Linked DNA regions of Homo sapiens: region 1 is linked to region 2. Evidence: chromatin loops called from intact Hi-C (ENCODE). Cell type or tissue: PC-3. All regions are shown on one strand. Links, peaks and the distances in the headings refer to the core of each region. The heading gives the core; the rest is flanking DNA.

Evidence for each region. Peaks named below come from ENCODE experiments on the same cell type or tissue, not always from the same donor. Only the 100,000 strongest peaks of a DNase experiment are listed, where the experiment ranks them.
Region 1: a loop joins it to region 2, with 5 times the contacts of the local background. A loop is called at or near these places in 6 of 110 quality-filtered maps.

Annotation. Positions count from the first base shown.
Region 1 is chr10:69,860,435-69,869,370 of GRCh38, reverse strand. COL13A1 (collagen type XIII alpha 1 chain) reads right to left here. Exons shown (of 41, transcript NM_001368882.1): 3 at 1,566-1,573. Among named protein-coding and RNA genes, the nearest start is that of COL13A1, 63 kb to the right of the region's middle. RefSeq lists enhancers at 547-1,530, 1,531-2,514, 8,115-8,820. In PC-3, for the core only: a CTCF peak has its summit at 7,722 (motif pointing left); DNase peaks (open chromatin) are centred at 3,730, 4,800, 5,560, 7,710 and 1 weaker place; H3K4me3 peaks cover 1,062 bases; H3K27ac peaks cover 8,000 bases.
Region 2 is chr10:69,803,270-69,811,269 of GRCh38, reverse strand. The region is part of intron 1 of COL13A1 (collagen type XIII alpha 1 chain); the gene reads right to left. It overlaps LOC105378347 (a long non-coding RNA gene), which reads left to right. Exons shown (of 3, transcript XR_946039.3): 2 at 931-1,019; 3 at 2,318-2,395. Among named protein-coding and RNA genes, the nearest start is that of COL13A1, 5.4 kb to the right of the region's middle. RefSeq lists an enhancer at 3,298-4,497. In PC-3, for the core only: no CTCF peak of the experiment used is centred there; a DNase peak (open chromatin) is centred at 3,959; H3K4me3 peaks cover 4,295 bases; H3K27ac peaks cover 852 bases.

The sequences.
Region 1 (8,936 bases), core at 583-8,582, 58 kb before region 2:
TCCTCCTCCTCCTGCCTTGTGGTTTCAGCCAGCACTGGGCAAAGGTTCAGGGCTCCTCTTCTGAGCTGGGCTCAGAATGTGGGGAAAGCTACCTGGGCCTTTCTTCTTCACTCTGTGGGCAGAGACTGAGTGAAGACTCATCCCCTCCACCTCATGGGCTCCTTCAGCACAGACCCAAAGGGGTCTGGGAACAGTCCCTGGGTCGGGCCAGCACAAGCTCTCAGAATGCAAAATTCCTACTGAGGAAAGGACCCTCAAGTCAGGCAGGGACTCAGAGCTGTCCTGGCATCCTGGCCCTGGGGGTGAGGTGTGTGCAGGAGGCTGCAGCATCCTGCCCCTGGGGGTGAGGTGTGTGCAGGAGGCCCCAAGGCAGGGTGGGGGCAGTTGAGGGCTCTTGTGGCTTCCTCAGAATGAGACAGGGAAAAGCAGCACATTTCCCACAGGTGAAAGCTCTATATGGCAGAGTTTATTTTGGAAGATGGATGATAGGAATTAAGATCTGACACACCAAACGTGCCATAATACATTATCCTTCCTTTCAAGTAATGACATGACAGGTCCTGCCTCACTGTGATGTGTCAGGGGCCATGGGATCCTCAGTGTGGGTGCAAGGGCCTTTCAGGGCACAAATGGAGTCTTCGATAATGGCCTTTACTAAAAATGAAGCAGGCGGCTCCCACAGGTACACATCAAGAGGAAAACAACTATGGAAATGACTTCTCCAAGGAAGGGATGATGATAGGGTTGATTTCAGCAACCTTGAGAAAGATCTGATGCGAGGGCTGGGCCCTTTCAATTCCTATCTCCAGCTCCCCCAGCGCCCTCTGGTCTTTTGTTGGGATATCAAAGGCAGGTGCTCCTGTTCTCTGGATCCATTACTTGAGGGAGGCAGTCTCCTTGGGCTCTTCTCAGGTTCTCTGGAAGTGGCTCCACTCCCTGCCCCACCCTGGGCTTCCTAGCAAGGCCAGGAAGGAGTGCGGCATGATGCCTATAATTTATGTGCTGTCTCCCAGTCTAACCGGCTGACACCGCTCTCTCTTACATAACCATTGCCGCCGCCACCACCACCACCTGCCCAAAGTGGCCAGAATGGAGCTGCCCCACTCAGGGGTGTGGATGTGAGTCCCCTGGAGCAGACCATGCTTGCAGCCAGCTCGATGACCTGTTTTCTGGGACCTTTCAAGGGGCAGAACTGAGGAGAGATGATTTCTTTTCTTCTAATACCTGGTGCTTTTTTTTTTTTTTTTTTTTGACTCCAATAGCTTCTTTGGGGACAAAGGAACTGAGCTAATTAGAGGGAAAGCCACTCTTTCATATTGAAATTTGGGGCCTGCTTTGCCCTGGGGGCAGCCATTGTCTTGCCCTGGAGGGGTGCAGAAGTGGGTGAAAAGCAAAATGGTAGCCTCCTCCCCACAAGAGGCATTCTGGAGGGACCCCTCAGGAGCCTGCATAGGCCCCCAACAAGACAGCAGGGGCCCAGCTTTCAGTGCCCCCACCCAGAACCCCGTTACCAGCAGGTGACACAGGCCTTTCAGATGCACGAGACCCTCGGCTTGAGTACTTACAGGAGGTCCTGAAAGAGAGAGAGAAAATGCCTGGGTCAGTGTCATTGCTGTAGGGGGCGGTGGGGAGGCCGCCTTGGAAGCAGTGTCCAAGGATTCATCAGCGGAGGGGTTTCCATCTGGTCTTCGAAGTTTGTCTTTTCCTGGCCTACTTTCACCAATATAATCTCTTCCCCCTTTATTTCATCTCCATATTTTCATAATTGGATGAGAAATCCAGAGGTCTAGGCCCCAGGCTCAGCCCTGCTGGGGACCTGCCGGTGGCCCTTCTGCCTCAGTTTCCCACCCCACAAAACGGGCTCTACGGGACCTGCCTGAACTTGTGTACAAGGCTGCTTTGCAGAACACGGGACAGTGGGCAGCGAGGCACACTGAGAAAGGCGGAAATAACAGATCCCGTAGAGATGAGGACCGTTAGCATGCCCGTGTCCTCACTGTGCACGTCAGGGAGGGCCAGCAGGCAGGCAGGGGCGGGCGTGGATGGCCACTGTGCACCCTGCCTGAGGCCCATTGGCCCGTCCTGGTTTCTGTTTAGCAGTGAGTTAGGCACTTCACCCCTCCAGGGTCTGCCACCCACAGCCTCTTTCTCAAAGCCCCCTCTCGGGCTCCGGCCCCACCCTCCTCCATGCCTCTCTCTGTTCCTTTCTCTTTCTGGTGTCCACTCCCCACCTCCCTCCCACGGCCGCAGCAGCAGCCCTATCTCATTACTGGCAACAGCCAAGAATGACAAATTCAAGTGTTCCGAGAGGGAGAAAAAAGGAATAGGGGTGGGGAGCGGGAGGGAAGGTTTAGAAAAGCAGTCCCAGAAAGATAGGGAAGGAAAGGCGCTTCTGCGGAACATGAGCCACGAAACCCCACCCTCCCGGTGATTCCCAGCTGGGCCTGGTGTGTCTGCCCGGCCCCTAGTGCCCTGGCCACGTTAACTCAGCTGCGACTCCTGTTGCTTCTTTTATGCTCGGCCAATAAAGGCTCCTATGTTTCCCCGTGCTCCTCCCATTCCCAGAGCCGGCTTCCTTCTCTCCTCCTTTATCTGTCGGCTTCTCTGCCCTGGTCACCATCCAGGAGGAAACAGCCTCTTTCATGCTGGCCTCTGTCAAGCCATCACGTTAAGGAGGAACACAGTGTTTTAGATTAAAAGCAACAGAAAAAGTCAAGAGGTGTAGAGCCTGGGTGAGCAAGCCCCAGGCCCGGGCCTTGCATGCAGGGCCCAGAACAAGCGGGAGGGAGCACAGAGCAGGGGGAGCATCTGGGAGCCATTAGGCTGAGTGGCAGAGGAATGTCACCCAGAATCTGAAAATATCCCCTGAGCGCAGCCTGCCAGAGGGGCCAGCTTAGCTGGGAAATCTGTGCCTCCTGGCTGGGGGAGATGTCCTCTGCATGAGAAGCAGGCTGGTGACAAAATTCAGCCTGTGGCAATTTTGGGATGCTTCAGCCACATGGAGGGCAGATGCCTTGCGCCTGCCAGGCCTGACGGGGCCCTGGCTCCCACTGTGGCAGGCTCTGGTGATGCCCCCAGTGACACAGGCTAGAGCTCTGAGATGTCCCCAGTGACACAGACTGGAGCTCTGAGGGCAGCCCGGCCTGTTGTTAGCACTCTCGGCTGCATAGGTGTCACCAGATGCAGCCAGGTAGCTGGCACAAGACTCAAGGCTCAGCTGGGTAGCAGGAGGAGCAGTTTGCTGGGTGCACCCCTGGAGGATATAAATTCTACTGAAGATTTTGAGGGTTTTTACATCACCACCACTGCCACCACCATTGTCACTGCATACACCTCTATGGTCCTTATTAGGTGCCAGGCACAATTCGAGGGGTTTTCCATTATGCAATAGGTTCTATCATTCCCGCCTTGCGGATGAAGAAACTGAGGCATGGGAAGGTTGAGCGACTCCCCAGGGCCATGCAGCTAGTAAATGGTAGAGCTCTGGACCCTTCTCTACAGTGCCTCTCTCTCTGTCTCTCATTCAGAAAGCAACCTACCCCCCACCCTGCAATTGCCTGCAGACCAAGTCCTCTCCAGACCTGCCCCTGGGATGCCTGTTATGGTCAGCCTCCAGCCCCCTTCTCTAGACTCAACCCTCTCATCTGTCTTTTACAGGCACCTTTGTCTTATGCAAGGGAATTTGGCTCTTCCAAGCTCAGCCAGGCTGCCACTACCCATACCTGTCCCCTACAGGGATTTCAGAAACAGGAAAATCCTCTTTGTGAGCTAATGCTGTGCCATAGAAGGGGAAGAGCTATACAGGTGCTATAAAAGAAGACTTTCTCTCTCACACACCTTTTTTCCCCTGTTAGGGATGGTCTTCATGAGACCCACTGGAAAATCTTCAGGTGCCTTGGAAAACCCAACTCCCGTCCTGCCCCTGCCAATTTTCATCAAACAGGCCTGCATTGGGACAGCCCTGGGTTTCCAAGCAGATGCTTCCCCTGATGCTGTGTTCAATGCCTGGCAGCTCTAAGATGCTGGGGAGCTGATGGCTTTGCAAAATCTAGCAGTGCCTTGATGTCACTAGTTGCTCTCCCATGTGGGCCACTTGGCTGTGCCCATTACCCTGGCCAGGCACCAAAGGATGGAGTCACTCCAAGGCATTACCAAGTCCCCACAGTACAGATGGAGAGAGAGAGGCCCAGGGAGATTCATGACCATCCAGGGCCATGTTGTGGGCAGGTGATGGCGGTGAGACCGGCATTCAGTCTCCTGACTCCCCATCCTGGGGTCTTCCTAACAGAGCACACCATATCTCATGCTGATCCTGCTGAGGTACTGCCCGTACTACCACATTTTGAGAGAGGAGGAAGACACCTGGACTCCGCCCATGCACCTGCTGCTTCCTCAGGAGGAACCTGTTTCTTGCAGCAGGGAGAACTATGAAGATTGTCCCAGCCCCCTCAGGTGGGCTAAGCAGCCCGCAAGCAGGGCTGTCAGGAGAGGGTCACAACAGCCATCCAGGGTGGGGACATTCTGCCTGAGACCTCCCTGCTGATGTCTGTCACGCACTGCCTCAGCTTCCTGCTGAGGCCACTACCGTTCTCCGCCGGGGTTTGACCCACCTCTTCCGAGCAAGGCGGCCATGCTTCCCCAAAATGGACACATAGGGATGGACCCCCATGAAGAATTCTGGGGTAGCATTCTGGGTCGTGCCCTTTTTCAACCACTTTTTGTATGTTCGTTCATTCAACAAACACTTAACAATGCCTACTGTGTGAGTCACTGTGCTGGGCTGTGGCTCTCTAAAGATGAATAAAGTATACTCATTGTCCTCTGAGGAAGGAAAACTTCATTTTTTTAAGCATTTATTATCTACCAGGCCTGATGCAAAGCTCTGATGATACAGAGATGAATAACTCATTTCCTCCCGCTGAGAAGCCAACAGTTTCCTATGTTAGAAAGCTGGAGAAATTCCAGTGATGAGAACTAAAACAAACATGAGGGTTTAAGGGAGAAAGGTTTGCTGTAGGAGGATTCATTTTTTCATTCCTTCATTCATTCAATCGACATTTACTGAGTGCTCATTATGCGGCAGACATAGACACAGTGCTAAGCATGGTAACTATAACACCGCACTTTGTCTTTATAACAACCTTGTGAAGTTGGCATTATCACCCCTTCCATAGACTTGGAACCTGAGGCTTAGAGGTTAAGCAACCTGCCTAAGGTGGTCACCTTGCTCTTAGATGATGGCATCTGATTCTTAAGGTTAAAAAATTTTAATTTAATTTAATTTAATTTATTATTATTTTTTGAGATAGTATCTCACTCCGTTGCCCAGGCTGGAGTACAGTGGTGCAATCACGGCTCACTACAGCCTCAGCCTCCCTGGGCTCAGGCAATCTTCCCACCTCAGCCTCCCGAGTAGCTGAGACCACACACCACACCTGGCTAATTTCTGTATTTTTTGTAAGGATGGAGTTTCACTATGTTGCCCAGGCTGGTCTCAAACTCCTGAGCTCAAGCTATCTGCCTGCCTCGGGCTCCCAAAGTGCTGGGATTATACACATGAGTCACCATGCCTGGCTTAAGTTGATTGTTTAACTTTTATTTCCATATGGTAGGGCCTGGATTTGAATTTGGTCTCTCTTGCTGCAAAGCCTGTGTTCTCCTGGCTGGAGGTCATGAAGTTCTCAGGGGTGGAAGGGGCGGCTGGGCCCTCAGCCCCTTCTAAAGTGGTCAGGTAAGTCCCCTCCCCCTCGACCCTGGACTTGGTGCCACCCAGTCGCTGGATCCAGTCCTGGTCCTGGACAGGGGGCATCAAGAGTGGCAGGGTGCTCCCAAGTTCAGTGTCATCTGAACCATCTTCTGACCCTGCTTGACCGCTGGGCTCCTAGAAGCTGGGGTCCTAGCCCCCACCCATGCCTCCTGGTGCCTGCAGCTGACCACCTGCCACCAGCTCTGCCACATGCCCGACCCACCCATCTCTGCCAGGACAGGTGCTGTGCATCACGGGCTCCCCTCAGACCTTGGGTGACTAATGATATTGGTTACACTCTGCCTGCTGGAGCAGGGGTTCTCAGCTCGGGGGAATTTGGCTCCCCAGAGGATAGTTGACAATGTCTGGAGACATTTTGATTTCACGACTGGGAAGTTTCTACTGGTCTGTAGTGGGTACGGGCCAGGGATGCTGCTGAAAAGACAATGCACAGAGCCTCCTGCCACAGAGACTCATCTAGTCCACGTGTGAATCGTGCTAAGGATGAGAAACCCCATGCTGGACTAATGGCACCAGACCTGCCTCGGGGCTCCTCCCGTGCCTCAGTCCCTAGGACGCACGCCCTTACCCGTGGCCCAGGCCTCACCGACCTGTGGTTTGCCAACTCTTGGGATCCCATTCTTCTACAGTTTGGCCTGTTCCACCTCCACCCAAGACCTCATTCGGACAAATAGTAATTTGTCTGTTATTCATCTACAGAGTATGTACTCTGTGCCTGACGCTATGCTAAGACCCTTATTTCACTCGGTCTGCCCAATGACCCAGTGAAGTATTGTTGGTTATTGTTCCCACTCTACAGATGAAAAACCTGAGGCCCAGAGAGTTTATGGTGCGTTCAAGGCTGCAGAACACATGCATCACTGGGCTGGTACTTGGCCCCAGGTCTGCCTGCCTCCCGGGACCATGGGCCCCCGAAGCTTGAAGGAGGCACATGGAGAAATAAAAGGAACAGCCTCTGCCTCAAAGAGCAGTGAAGAAGGGAAACATGAGTAACTTTAAAAACCATGAAAAGCAATTTGTGAAGGGACACTGGTGAGCTTTAAGGCAGTCCCTTCACTGGCCTGTGAAGGGACACCGGTGAGCTTTAAGGCAGCCTGTGTCTTCTGGGGTTAACTTCAAAGAGAACACTCAAGCCCTGTCACGTACAGCCCTATGGCCCAAACCCTGAGTTTCTAGGGAAGCCTGAGGCAGATTTCTGGGTAGACCAACTGAATTTATTTGATGTCCCGGGAGCATGGTTGACAAATCATGCTTTGTGACTGATAAAGCACTTCCTTATATCACAGTTCACCACAACCCAACTCCCATTTTATAGATGAGAAAACTGAGGCTCTGAGAAGGGTGCAACTTGCCTATTATTCATGGCTGGTAAATGATCCTGAATCCTGGTCTAGTGCTATTCACAGAACAGCCCACCATTAGCAAAGCTTTGAGAAGCTTTACATTTCTTAGGAAAAATGTCTGACTACTCAGAGCCAACTTGTGCAGTCTTGCAAGAGCCAACTGTGGGCATCTCTTCCTAACTTGGCGCCCAGTGACTTCACACTGGCAGCTGGAAATTGGCCATGGTGGGAGTATTCACACCACAGAAATTGGCAAAAGCTACAAAGCAGCCCCACCTTACCCCAAGAGCCACTTCTTAAGCGTTTGCCAGCACGCCACAGCTCACATCTGTCCTATGATGACATCTCTCGGCCACAAGACACCCCCAGACCTTTCCAGCCCAGGTTGATGGGGTATAACAGGTCCTGGGAGAAGTGGGCAGCAGTTTAAATCACACACACCTACAGTCTCTGTGCCTGCACTCATGGCTGACACTGATAATCAATCACAGCTCCTTAATGAGCCTAGACAAGGTTTCACAATTCTTTGCAACACAGCCACTATCAATCAGCAGAAATTGGCACATGATATGGAACCTATTAGTCATCCTGGAAACTAGAGCCACCTGGAGGTGAGACTCAGGGGAAGCAAGTAGACGAAGCAGGAGGACCCTTTTCTAACTAATCAGGCAGGACTGAGTCTAGCCTTGGGGAGTGGCAGAGACGGAGGTGGAGAGGCTGGGTGTCCTGGACTCCCCAGACACATCTCATACCAGGCATGGGGACTAGCATTGATTGCAGCTCTCTATCCCATCCCCATTCAGCTGTTAAGGTTGGCAGAGAGACTGGAATGTACGAGCAAGGAAGGGACAGGAGCCAGTAAGATCCCCTCCAGCTTAGTTCATGCCCTGGCCCCAGGAGGTCCCCAGAGGACTCCATACTACTAGCTATGCCACTGCCACCCCTGGAGCCACCTGACAGCAACCTGAGTGGCCACCTTCCTGTAAACTCCATGGAAGTGGACTTCACACCTGGCAGCCTGGCGGGGCACTTGGTCTGGCTCCAGGGGCTTCTTGACACTCTGCCCTTGGCTAACCCCTGCTTTCAATCTGGAGGTGCCCCCTTCACTTCCTTGCTCCTTGCATTGTTTGGCAAGTGCCTGAGGGCTGGTGGGACGGGGGAGGCTCAGATGCCCAGCAGCCGGGGTTACTCCTCTCTGTGGACGCAGGAGGGTGTGCCTAAGTAGCAGACTTTCTTGGTTACCTCCTCTGCGTCCATTCTCCCTTTCTCCTCCCAACAAAACCTTAAAGTTCCTCCAGCCTCCTCTCCTTCCCGATGCAGTCCTGTGTTTCCAGGGAAGCCGTTCGCCAGCCTAGCTAGCAATGGGTAAGGGTATATGCCTGGGGCCTGGAGCCCTCGTGGAGATGGCTCTGGTGAGACAGTTTGAGCAGGCAGAGGGACAGGAGATCCCCTTACCATCCCTGCAGCTCCCTTGATGCCAGAGTCCCACATCCCTTGGAATGGGGGATAGCAGCCTGGGGCTCAGGAAAATGGCCGCAGAAGGCCACAGGCAAGGAGGGCATGGGGGACCTGGCTGCAGGTTCTGCCCAGGGGGATGGAGGGTGATGCCCAGCCCCTGGCAAGAGGAACGACAACCCGACAGAAGATGGCGCCAGGCCACCCCCGTGCCCCTCCCCCACCCAGCTGTAATTCTGGGTGAATGAAAGGGAGAGAGGGAAATGGTGTCTCGACAGCTGATGAGAACCTGAAAGGCTAAGGGTTGAGCAGGAAGTGGCTGAGTTCCTCAGAATTATTTTTCTCATTCTTCAGCAGAAGGCAGGTGCTTG
Region 2 (8,000 bases), core at 1-8,000:
TTCTCCTGCTGCAACCCAAAGAGCGGATAAAAAACCGAAGCGCCTGAAGGGAGGGGGTGGTGGGCAGGAGGAAGGAGCGTGTGGGCAGAGGGAAATGCCTGGACGAATGCTCAAAGGAGAATGACCCAGACTTGAGGAGGCAGGCAAGGCTGGGGTGGGAGTGAGGATGGGAAAGGGCCAAGGAGGCAGAGGCCCAGCCTACGTGGGCCCCAGCCATGTGGGGTTTCAGGAAAACCTACAATAGCCGCCAGGCAGGGAGACAGGGGCCCAGTGTCCCCTCAAAGGCCATGCCCAGCCTCTCTGGCAGGCAGTTCTGCCCCTTTGTGCTTGGCTGGCCCTTGCTCTTTGAAGGACCAGGAGAGCACCCCCTGCCAGCAGGCCCACCCCTTCCGCCACAGACAGCATCTCTGCAAGGAGGCCCCACACCCAGGGCTGTGGCTGGGAGAGCGGGAGTGTCAGCAGGGGCTGCTGCTGGGGCCTGCCAGTGGCCCAGACAACACCCAGCGCAGCTGGTGACCCCATCCACCCTAGTCTCCCCAGACCCAGGCCTCAGTTTCCCTTGGAGAAGCCTGCTGATTTCCCTCTGACTGAGGGCTCAATAGACTGTTTCTGGGAGGGGCAGAACCCAACCCAAAGAGGTGGGAGAAGGACTTCTGAGGCTTCCTGGAGGGCAAACCTCAGTTGATTTTGTTTTTGGAAAACAACAGCAAAAAGCCTGCTGCTTGCCCTTCTTCAAACCTCCCAGTGCACACGGAGACTTTTGTTGACATCTCACCGTGAGCTTCATCACTGCCCCTCAGCCCCTTGAGCACTGCTTGGGACCCGGGTAAGGGGGTCTGGGTTTCACTGTACAGGGAGCTCCAGGCACTGGGCCACACAGACTCTCTGTCTCTCTCTCTCTCTCTCTCTCTCTCTCTCTCTCATTCTCAGGGCCTGCCAGGTCCAGCCGCAGAACACGATCACCCGAGGAGCTCGTTAGACACTTACAGCCAGGCCCTACCCACAGACATCTGCAGCAGGTATTGGGAACAATTGGCCTGGCGTGTTTTGAAAGCTCCCCAGGCGATTCTAATGCAACCAGCATCACCCGTACAAGGGCAAGCCTTTGAGGACATCTGGATCAGTGAGAAGGAGGGGAGAGTAACTTTAAAATGTTTAGTTACTTCAGATCTTTTACCCCTCTCTGGCTCTAAAAGGGAGCATTCAGGCAGCTGATACAAACAGACAGACAGACAGTATACAGTAAGGTAGAAGAACAGCAAAGGCAGAGTGATCAAATAGGATCTGGGATCAAGGCTCATACAAAAGCCTTTGCCACTGGCTGAACCCTAGATTTGCTGCTATGCTTCCTAGTGGCCAGTTCAGAGTCCGAGAGACAAGAACAAACCCATCCACCCTGGGAAGCCCAAGCATTCCAGAGGCCAAGACTGGACAAGGGCTTCCCTCAGAGTACTCATCACCAAGGCCTGATGTAATTAGCAACTCTCATAATGTCTTTCTTACAACAAAGATGGTGGCACGGCCCTGACGCCAAGGCAGTTCAGTAAACACTGCCTCTGGGAGCCAAACCAAACTGAACAGATCCCCAGCCCCTGGCTGGTTTGACTGGCCTCAGCAGAGTTAGAGAGGTATGGTACTTCATACAGACAAGTACATCCTAGTGGCTGAGGATGCCAGCTCTGGGCCACACTGCCTGATTTCAAGGCCTAGCTATGCTACTCACTTACTGTGTGACCATGGGAAATTTGCTTAACTTCTCTGTGCCTCTATTCTCTCTTCTGTAAGAAGGGAATAGTAACAATAGTAACCACTTCATAGGATTATTGTGAGGATTTAGTGAATCAATAGATGTAAAGGTCTTTGAATAGTCCCTGGTACACAGTGTAAGTGTAAGCTCAATACACAGCGTAAACTCAATAAATATCAGCTACTAATAAAAGTTGTAGACAAGGTGCATGAAGCCCCATATTACCTCCTCCAATGATGAGCGAGGTGGCAATGGTTACAGTTGCCATTAGCCAAATGATTTCATTTAATCCTACAACAACCCTGTAAGGAGGATGTCATCATCTCCATTTTTCAGATTAGGGTACTGAGGCTCAGGTCACACAGTTAGTGGCAGGGGTTCAAATGCTATGGTGTTGCCTGCTTCACCATTTTGCCACCCCCCGACTCTGTAAAGAAAAACCTTGGCAGCCAGCTGGGGCAGGTAAAAATGAAGCTCCTGACCTTGGGAGTAGAGGATGGGAGGGGGTGGGTGCCCCCAGCTTCTCTGCCCAGTGGGGAACACATCACTGAGCCTTTCCTGCTCTCCCAGCCAGGACAAGGCATGCAGCCTGGACACACAGAAGTCAATCATCTCATCCTCTGCTGGTTGCTGAGAAACACCCCCTGAGCAAATGCTGAGCCTATTGCTGGGTCCAGGGCCGGGGACGCTGCGAGGAGAGCTGACTAATAAACCTTCCCCAGCCTCTAACAGGGGGACCTTACATCAACAGCTAATTTGTGAGAGCTGCGTATTATGTGCAAAGTCCTGGGCTAGAATTAATAAGGGACCCAAGACAGCATGCCTCTATCGCTGTCATCGGGTCATGTGTGGTCACATGGAGAGACCGTTGTACAATGTGGTTGGGTTGAACCATGAATGGCAAATGGATTTCCTCTTGTGCACTGACTCTAATGGACGGGAGCGGCAGCCTGGGTTGCTGTTCTCCGTGCCACTGGAGGACTGTGTCGAGAAGGATTCCGAGGCCTACCTAGGCTGAATGGGAAAGAGTGTATTGAGCGATGAGTAGTATCTGCTACCGTTTGGGATAAGGAAAGCCAACAACACATGCTATGTCTATTTTCCTTCTCTGAGCTAAATGTCTGGCACAACCTAGGAAGAGCAACAGGAAGTTGGAGCAGGGAGAGAGCCCACATTGGGTTGGAGTGGTTCGAGGAGGCTTTCCAGAGAGCAGTGGGGCAAGTCTAGAGTGATTAAGAAGAAGGGGAAAAGACATCTTTCTGGGAGTTATCAAACCGTAAAGCTGTGCTTAGGGCAGATGGAATGGTGTTTGAGATGCTTTTGGTTTTCCCCACCACCTTCCTATGAGGGTTGGCTGCCTCCTGAGGTCCTCAGTCTGTTCAGAGCTATCTGCTAGTTCGAAGACCTTTGGAGAAGCGGCAGAGCTCTAGTAATTCTCCCTGCCTTTATAGTAAGCACCTGTTATTAAAAAAACAAAATCTAGAGTTATGAAATAGCTTTTCGTCTTGAACACCAACCGTCACTAGTAAGTAGCAGCTTCCTGAACACTGTTGAAAAGGATTCTGAGGCTGCATGTAAGCTCCATGGGAAAGTGTGCAGCAATTGATTAATAATGTCTGCTGAGGGCCCTGGAATGGAGAGCAGGGCACACCCAAGCCATGTATGGGCCACTGCTGACCTAGTTAATTGTCTGGAAAGGGGAAGGTGTGGTGAAGGAGAGATGCCTGCTGGGGTCTGGATCCCACCCCTGACTCCTCTGGTACCACCTTGTGCTGGCTGCATTTGAGGAAACCTGGATCCAGAGTCTGTCCATATACTGAGGTCCAGTCAGCTGTGGTCAGCACAGGACACTGTGCACAGGTTACCCACCCTAGCACACATGTACATCCCCTTTAAGAGTCTCTTCCCATCCTCATCCCAGCATTTCAGTCCTAAAGGACCCCATCCACAGCCCCAATCTTTCAGCTGCTGCTTTGATCCCTCCCCTATATCTGTCCCCTACATCTCTTTGCCATTACTTTCAATGGCAAAAACTGAAATTACTTTTGCACCAAAATCACACACCGTATAAACATGAGACATGTTATTATAATTGTTGTTATTTTTAGGGATGAAGGAGTCTGCCTGGGGTTCCTTAACATTTTAGCTTGGAAGTTTCAACCACTTCCTCTCCCAGGAGATTCCTTAACATCCAAAGGAATGAATCACAGATAGTGGGAGGGAGGTACAGTGACATCAGTCTTCTCATCTGTAAAAGGGGGTGGTGTGAATGTCAGTCCCTTAGGGAAGTTGTGAGGATTGAAAGAGATATAGTGGTGACACGCATAGCATTGGCCCCTGTATGCACCCTATAACTACAGGACATTTCTATTACAGTTTCTGATGTTATTACTGGGGTTAGGGAGTCTACCTGGCATCTCTCAAAACTCACCTTAAAGGTGGCTGCTGAGACCCTCCTCTGCTTCCCCTTGGGCCTAGAAGATGGACTTGGCTCTTTATTTTAATTTTTATTTTTTGAGACGGAGTCTTGCTCTGTCGCCCAGGCTGGAGTGCAATGGCTCGATCTCAGCTCACTGCAAACTTCGCCTCCCAGTTCAAGCAATTCTCCTGCCTTAGCCTCCCGAGTAGCTGGGATTATAGGCACCCACCACCATGCCCGGCTAATTTTTGTATTTTTTAGTAGAGATGGGTTTTCACCATGTTGGTCAGGCTGGTCTTGAATTCCTGACCTCAGGTGATCCACCAACCTTGGCCTCCCAAAGTGCTGGGATTACAGGCATGAGCCACTGCACCCGGCCCAGCATTTGGCTCTTTTAAATTCCACTCCCTTCTCATTCACTGCACACGGCTGCCCAGTCCTAGGTGTCATCTGATTTTCTCCATTTGGGACATTCCAGCTTCTTTCTTCACAGCAAGCAAATCAAATAACAGGCAGCTGGAGTGCTCGTTAAGGGTCCCAGACCAGGAGAGAGGCGCTGATGGGGGAAGAGCTGGGGCCTGAGGTCTGGAAAGCACACTCCTGGTTCCCCACAGAGCTGGCTCCCGCCATCCTCCAATCCCGGCTCTGCACAACCCCCGTCATGGGCTGGTCCCCTCAGATCTGCCTCTGGCTCCCCTCTCAGGCCTCCTGTCCTCCTGGGTCCCCTTGGCCGGCCCTCCCTGCAGCTCCCTCTCCCTTCTGCCTCATACACGCAGTCTCTGCCCCCTCACCTGCTTTCCCCATTGGCATGGGAGTCCCACCCCCAGGCCATTGCACAGGCCGTGTGCCTCACCAGGCTTGCCCTCCCCAGTGTCCTTCTCCCATTCTTCAGGAAGTGGCCCAGTCCTGCCTGCTGCAAAGATTGCCTGCCCCAGATCCCTAAGGGCCCTCCCTGAGCACTCATCTGGTCTTGTGCATGGCCTTTGGTGATGGCACCTTTTAGTGAAGTCTCCGATCTGCCTCCAATCCCAGGAGGGAGGCAGGGCCTAGATTTAATGGAAGATGAACCTGAAGTGCAGGGGTGTAGCATGGCTTGCCTAAGGCCACAAGACTGGCAAAGCCCAGCTAGAATCCTGGTCTTGGCCTCCAAACTCACCAGATGCCTGTGTGTGCCCCATGAGGACAGGGACCTTCTGCACCTCCATTTTGGAGAATTGTTTTGTAACAAAACCATTTCCCCTCTCTTGTCTCTGAATTCTCCTGTCCTGTGGCAGGTTTTTGCCTGTCCCAATTTTCTGCCTTACCCATTGCTCTCCTCTGCCCTTTGCTCAGACCTTTGCTCAGACCTGGGAGAACACACCTACACAGGGAAAGGCCCAGGATGGTCCCCTCAAGTTGCTTTGCAGGCCCAGAAGCTGCTCGTAGCACAGCGCTGGCCAATAGAACTTTCTGCGAGGATGTACAAGTTCTTTCTCTCTACTGTCCAGCTCCATAGTCCCTAGCTGCAGTGTCCACTGAGCACTTGAAACCAGGCTGTTGCAACAGACAAGCTAAAATTTAAATTTTATTTAATTTTAGTTAGTTTAAATATAATGAGTTGCATATGACTAGCAGTTACTGTATTGGACAGCCCAACCCTAGGGTGTCCCTCCAGGAGCACAGACAAGGCCCCCACAGATAAGGCCACTCACGCCATCCACCTGTGGGACAGCTCCCTTCCTCTGGCTCCAGCATCTTCCCCTATTGACCTCAGCCACCATTTCCAGTCACCCCTCTCTGACCCTACTTTTACCCCCATTCATTGTCCCCTCTGGCCTGCAGCAGCCTTCTGTTTTTGGCCTTACTGCTTTGCCAGCCGTAAGCACTCACTCTAGGGGCATAACTGCCTTCCTGAAAACCCTTCAATGGCTCCCCATTACTCTTATTTAGATCTAACTTTCTCTAAGGCCCCTCTTGACCTGGGCTGCCCGTCTCTCTCCAGCCACATCTCCTACTTCCTCACACTCCCAGTCCTCCGGGGTCCTGGACTTCCCCCAGTTCTCCCAATTCCCTCTGGCCCCCAGCCTCAAAGGCTGTTCCGTTTGTCCCCTTAGAACAAGGCTTCACACTCGCCCGCTTTTGCCTGGCAAACTCCTATTCATCCTTCAGCTCTTCATTTGAAAATCATTTCCCTAAGGAAGCCTGCCATGACTGCCACCACCATCAGACAATGTTGCATGTAATGCATTCCCCAGGCCCCTCTCTTTTTTCACTATTGTAGCTTTTTTTTTTTTTTTTTTTTTTTTTTTTTTTTTGCACACGACATGGTCACTGCCCATTTTCTTCTTTGTGCACTACTTCCCTGTATGTAAGTTTAGGAGGGCAAAAGTGTCTCCCACAATGCCTGACCCGCAGCAGGCTCTCAGTAAACATTTTCTGAATGAATGAATGAGAATAGGCCAAAAAAAAAAAAAGGTGGCAGGATACAGCGCAAAGAACATTGTATACAGGGCCAGGAGGCTGAGGTTCTAGTCCTGGGCCTCGCCATGTGACTCTGGGCTCAACTTCCCCATCTGAAAAATGGGGTTCAGTTCAGATGCTCTCTGGGATAACTTTCATATCTAGCAGTTGAAAAGATTGTATTCAGTAGGGTAAATATGGAGCTGCAGCTTGGAGGGAAGGAGTGAGCATGTCGGATACAATAGTTAGCCCCAAGGCCCCTAGAGTATGCGACTTGGCATGTCTAAGTCTGAAGCAGTGGAAGCAAGAAGCTAGAAAAGGCCAGGGCATGGTCAGGCCAGCAGGAAGGTCTGGGAAGGGGAAAGCATGGAGAGAGGGGCTGTGCTAAACCCTGAAAATCAGATGCTTATCCCTCAGCAGCCAGGACCCCCGAGATACCTGGAGGAGCTCTCACTGCCCTGACACCTTCTTCACCACCCAGCCAGTCTGGGCTCATTCTGCCTGAGCCCAGAGATGCTGCACCTCCACCCCAGGCCCAGGGAACCATGGACGGCCCGATGGAGTTCTCCGGATTCCCTGGAGCCTGGCAGGGCGTGGGAATGAGCTGACAGCAGCAGTCATGGGTGCACCACTAGCACCAGTACGCTTGCCCTGTGACCGCTCTCTCTGCTCTGGCCCTGCAATCTCCTCCTTGGCCACCCTGGAGAACTGCTCCAGCAGGTGCCAGCCTGGCAGGGGCAGCTGAGAAGAGCCTGGCTATAGGGAATAGGTACATCTTGCCAAAATGCTCACAGCACCCCACCCACCACAGTTAGAGCTGTGCTCCAGTGTTTGCTACATCAGCACTGTTTCGCATGTTCAGAGGGGTTGGAGCGTTTGTCCCAAGCTTCCAAGTAGCAGAGTGGGGATAAAAACCCAGGGTTGCTGGCCTCTACCACCGTGATCTTTACTGCTGCACACTCCCTCCAGCTAAGTAAGATATCCTCTCCCATTTCTTCCCCATGGAAACCTTCCATGGCCAGGACCTTCCATGGCCAGGACCTGCTCCAGGACCTCTTCCCAGACTGCTGCGGCCCCCACCTGCCTGTCCTCCTCTCTATCTGGGCCCTGAATCCCCTGTGCTGTCCAGATTCCCACAGATCATCAAGCCTCACCCTGTCAAGGCCCAGCCTTTCCTCTGGTGGCACAAAGAGGCTGCATGTCCCTCCTTCCTGGGGAGGGGACAGCCTTTTCCTGTATTCCGAAGATTGCCATAGCTACCTGACACGCTAGTAGTGTTTAATCTACTTGGATCAAAAAAATTTGGAGAATGGAAGAAAGCATCCTTTCTCCAGAAAAATAAGAAACCTGGTTTAGGAAAAAGAAGGTGTGGACTAATTTGTGGCCAAGGACAGC